Linked DNA regions of Homo sapiens: region 1 is linked to region 2. A link is a loop called in an ENCODE intact Hi-C map of the cell type or tissue named here. Cell type or tissue: GM12878. All regions are shown on one strand. Region 1 overlaps GATAD2A (GATA zinc finger domain containing 2A). Region 2 holds the start of LOC124904656 (a long non-coding RNA gene).

Evidence for each region. Hi-C counts contacts between places; a loop is a spot of excess contacts. Peaks named below come from ENCODE experiments on the same cell type or tissue, not always from the same donor. Only the 100,000 strongest peaks of a DNase experiment are listed, where the experiment ranks them.
Region 1: it touches region 2 in a loop (2.3-fold over the local background); 21 of 110 quality-filtered maps call a loop at or near these places.

Annotation. Positions count from the first base shown.
Region 1 is chr19:19,471,093-19,473,592 of GRCh38, reverse strand. All of the region lies in intron 2 of GATAD2A (GATA zinc finger domain containing 2A), which reads right to left. Among named protein-coding and RNA genes, the nearest start is that of MIR640, 37 kb to the right of the region's middle. RefSeq lists enhancers at 1-235, 236-928. In GM12878, no CTCF peak of the experiment used is centred here; no DNase peak of the experiment used is centred here; H3K4me3 peaks cover 475 bases; H3K27ac peaks cover 552 bases.
Region 2 is chr19:19,383,965-19,386,464 of GRCh38, reverse strand. It overlaps LOC124904656 (a long non-coding RNA gene), which reads left to right and starts at 328. Exons shown (of 2, transcript XR_007067163.1): 1 at 328-808. It also overlaps a transcript of GATAD2A not described here. RefSeq lists silencers at 399-538, 879-1,218. In GM12878, a CTCF peak has its summit at 1,065; a DNase peak (open chromatin) is centred at 814; H3K4me3 peaks cover 1,214 bases; H3K27ac peaks cover 1,098 bases.

The DNA of each region.
Region 1 (2,500 bases), 87 kb before region 2:
ATCAAATGATCAGCCAGTGCATTCTCTGGGCAGGGAAGTGACACAGATGTGTCACCCCACCGCCCTCTTGGTGACTGCAAAAGTCTAAAAAGAAAGACAACGGCAATGATTCTAATTGTCATCAAGGACACCAGTGTCACCAATTGCGACTGGTTTTGCAGGCCCAGTAAACAGACTACATTTCCAGTGTGTTTTACAGTCTGTCACTGGCCACAAGTGCTTGACCAGGGAGCTGAAGGCCAAAAAAAACTAAAGCCAAGATCAGATCTAACAGCACAGATGCTACTTTGAGCCCCAAAGTGGCCAAGGAACACACATCCCAGCCTGCCCCGTCCAGACCATGGGGCAGGCCTTTGGTCCAAGTGCTGCCCCCTCCCACAGCAGACAAGCCACTCATGGTACAAGGGGAGGTGGGGAAGAGAAGAGCAAGACACAAGAGCTGCCTGAACGCCACACACCACTAACGGGGACAACTTGCCAGATATCCACCTAGGCTGTGTTGAAGTCTGCCCAATCCATGGACCACGGAAGCCACAGCCCAGTCTCCTCCCAGGTGAAGTAAGGAAATGGAGACGGTGAGCCACATCGGCAATGGCAAGTCCTTCTTTCCAAGACCTCTGCGCTTTCCTTCATGACATGGTCTTCCAAAAAAATAGCTGCATAAATCAGATCCTGTCTTGATTACCTCTCTACCAGAGATCAGCATAGTACCTGGCATACAGCAGGTCTGGTCCTGGACCACTGACAATCCAATAAGAGTTGACACTTCAGAAAAGGCACATACAAACACATCCTCAGTGAGGTGTGGCCATTCACAGAGTTCTCATTCCCTCACCCCATGCAGGCCCAAGGTGACTGAGGGACCCTCAGTCCTTACCTTTCAGTTGCAGGACCCCTGGAGAAGAGCCGCATTTTTACTGAGCAACGTGCTCTTCCATCCAAAAAAAAAAACAAATCAAGGCTGGGTACAGTGGCTCACACTTGTAATCCCAGCACTTTCGGAGGTTGAGGTGGGTGGATTACCTGAGGTCAGGAGTTCAAGACCAGCCTGGCCTACATGGTGAAACCCTGTCTCTACTAAAAATACAAAAATTAGCTGGGCGTGGTGGCAAGTACCTGTAATCCCAGCTACTCAGGAGGCTGAGGCAGGAGAAACACTTGAACCTGAGAGGCAGAGGTTGCAGTGAGCTGAGACCACGCCACCACACTCCAGTCTGGGCAACAAGAACGAAACTCCATCTCAAAAAAAAAAAAGAAAAGAAAACAAATCAAGCTATTTCCATCTGGGTGTGGCCAGTTATTTCTGAAGATCAACCATTTGAAAGAAAGAGACTCTCCCCTACAGGAAAGTGCAGGACTGGATCTGCTACTTATCACAAAAACAAAACAGAAAGAACCGGCCTGGTGCCGTGGCTCATCTATAATCCCAGCACTTTGGGAGGCTGAGGCAGGAGGATCACTTGAGATCAGGAGTTCAGGACCAGTCTGGGGAACATAATAAACCCCATCTCTACAAAAAATTTTTTAAAAAGAACAACAGAAAAACCCCATCCAGGTGTAGTAGCATGCATCTATGGTCCCACCTACTTGAGTGGCTTGAGCCGAGGTGTTCAAGGCTGCAGTGAGCTACGACTGCACCACTGCACTCTTGCCTGGCCGACAGTGCAAGACCAACTCCAAAAAACAGAGAACCAAAAGCAGCCTCCTCTGCCTGCCAGCTCCAGCCTCATCTGACAGTCCAGACTCGGCATAGGGGCAGCACATGCCCACGACCTTTGGATTGGCCTCACAAAACCAACAGACTCACAACTTCTACCTCTGCGGGTTTTGTTTTTCTGTGTGCACATTTATGGATGCCACAACAGAAACCAAACTATTTTAACCTTCATTTAATTATTTATTTTTAACATCCATATTGAGGTATACTTTACATACCGCAAAATTCAGCCACCGTAAGAGTACCATTCAATGATTTCAGTAAATTTGTGCAATCATCACCACGATACAATTTTAAAATATTTCCATCTTCCCAAAACGTGCCCATGTGTTGTTAATCACTGCTCCCACCCACCCCCAGCCCTGTCCTAGTCAACCACTGGTCACTTTCCATCTCTCAAATAAATTTGCTTTTTGGGGGGACATGCCCTGTAAGTGAAACTATACAACAAGTAGTCCCTGCATCTGCTGTATCCTCCTTAGCGTGGCAAGTCTGAGATTCAGCCATGTTATGGCACACATGAGTAGTTTATAAAGCTGAACAGTAATCTGGTATATAGAGGTAGCAGGTTTGTTTTATCCATGGGACACTGGGTTGCTTCCACTTTTTTTTTTTTTTTTTTTGAGACAGTCTTGTTCTGTCACCAGGCTGGAGTACAGCGGCACGATCTCGGCTCACTGTAACCTCTGCCTCCCAGGTTCAAACAATTCTCCCTCCTCAGCCTCCCACGTAGCTGGGACTACAGGTGCACGCCACCACACCAGGCAAATTTCTGTATTTTTA
Region 2 (2,500 bases):
ATGGGATCCCCTGCCTGGAGAGACGGGGTCCCCAAGAGAGACGGGGTCCCCTAGAGAGGCAAGGGTCTCCTGGAGAGGAGGGAGGCCCCTAGAGAGGCGGGTGTGTCCCCAAGAGAGGCGAGGGTCCCTAAGAGAGACGGGGTCTCCTAGAGAGGCGGGGGTCCCCTGGAGAGGCGGGGGGGCCCAGAGCAGGGGCTCCCCTGAGGGGGAAGTGCTGTGGAGAAGGGAGTAAACTCGGCCAAGGTAGTGCGGGAGAAGCGGAAGCCCCAGAGAGCCTGGGGCACCGGAAACCGGGGACCCGCCAGCGGCGCCTGCCCCTTACTCACCGAAGTTGCTCGGCGCCCTCGCTGACGGCGGCCGACGGCCTCGGGCGGCGCAGTCCGGTCAGGTCTTGTGGCGTCCCGCGGAGGCGACTCCCTCAGGTGGCGCCCGCGGCGGCCGCTGTGGCGGCGGCGGCAGCGGCGACAGGACAGACGACCGACCGACCGACTGCGCGGGCGGCGCGGGGCGCGCTCGGGCGGCGGGGGTGCGCGTGCGCGCGCCGGGGCGCTGACCCTGGGCGGGAGGAGCCGCCGCGCAGCGCTCGGAGCCGCAGCTCAGTCTCGCGGCTCAGTCTCACACTGAAATTGCCCGCTTCACAGCCCGGCTTCCCCGGTTGCTAGGCAGATTTCGCCTCGCACACTTCCGGGTTGAGGCGCGTCTCTCCGAGTGAAGGCGCCACAAGCCAATGAGGTCCAGCCAGGACTCCCAGGACCCGCACCCCATGGAAGGTGTGGCCAGCTTCATGACAGACAGCGCATGACGACCAGTGAGTGCGCGGGCCGGCTGGTTCTCGGGATCGCGCCGCCGGCCGGGGCGGGTCCGAGGAGGCGGGACGGAATGACTGACAGGCATCCTGCCAATGGTAGATGGGAGCGGGCCGCAGAGCCACTCAAGGCCATGCGGGGGCGGGACTTAAACTTCGGGGCGGGAACCCCGCGAGGGGCGGGGCCTAGGGGGACGAGTCAATTCGTGGCCGGCTCCCTGGGACCCCGGAGGGCGGATCGCCTGGGCCACCCGGCGGCCGGCAACTGGCTGGGCAGGGGGTTCCCCGCAGTGCTCTGCAGGGGCTCCCCACCCATAATGCACCGGAGGCGGCCTTGGCCAGGCGGGCGTGGGGCAGCTACGACGGGCTGCGAGCGGCGCCTCTGAGGAGCCCGGGCGCTTCGTGGCCTGGCAGTGTTTCTAAGGGGCTCCGGTGGCCGCGCGCTCTTTCTGCCTCGTCTTGTGGCTTCGACCCTCTCTATCCAGGAGAATCTTGGAGATTCTGGCGCGCGCCCCGGTTCTGAGAAGACTCTGCTTCGGGATTCTTTTCCCTGGCCCCCGTTCTGAGGAGGATCTTCGGAAATCTTGCCCCGACCCCTCTTCTGAGAGAGTTTGGGGGTTTCTTGCCCTGCCCGGTTTTCTGAGGACAATTGCCGGGATCACGATTATGTTGTAGATTCGGGACCCCAGCTCTGTTTCCTAAGAAAACATGGGAGTTCGGGATCCCTAAGGAGCATTTGGAGAATCCAGGGTCCACCGCCTTTTCCGAGGAATATTTGGGGCACATACACTCCTTTTCTAAGCACTCTTGGGGGCCGCTCTCCCTGTCCCTCCTTTATCTGAGGAAAGTGAGGGCTGCGCGCCCCCCTCCACCTTCGTTTCTGAAGATATCTTGGGGATTTTCTGCCTCCCCTGTTTTCTCACTACACGAGGAATTTGGGACTTCAAGCACCTCGCCTCTCTCCAGAGAAGGATGGCAGGAGATGGGCGCCCCTCACCCCTTTACTAAGGAAATGCGACCGGGCGCGGTGGCTCACGCCTGGAATCCCAGCACTTTGGAAGGTTGAGACTGGAGGGTCGATTGAGCCCAGGAGTTTCAGACCAGCCTGGGCAACATGGCAAAATCCTGTCTCTACAAAAATTAAAATCAAAATGAAAAAATCAGCAGGGGTGGTGGCGCACACCTGTAGTCCCAGCTACTCCGGAGGCTGAGGTGGGAGGATCGTTTGAACCGAGAGGTCGAGGCTGCAGTGAGCCAAGATCGTGCCACTGCACTCCAGCCTGGGCGACAGAGCGAGACCCTGTCTCAAAAAAAAGAAAAAAGAAAGTTATCGGGCGCGGTGGCTCACGCTTGTATCCCAGCACTTTGGGAAGCCGAGGTGGGCGGATCACCTGAGGTCAGGAGTTCGAGACCAGTCTGGCCAAGATGGTGAAACCCTGTCTTTACTAAAAATACAAAAATTAGCCGGGCGTGGTAGTGGGCGCCTATAGTCCCAGCTACTCGGGAGGCTGAGGCAGGAGAACCGCTTGAACCTGGGAGGCAGGTTGCAGTGCGCCGAGATCCACCACTGCACTCCAGCCTGGATGACAGTGAGACTCCGTCTCAAAAAGAAAGAAAGAAAAAGAAAAATGCGAGGGAGTTGTGCTCCATGTGCTTTTCTAAGCAGCATCTGAGTGTGGGAGGAAGGGGTCCCCT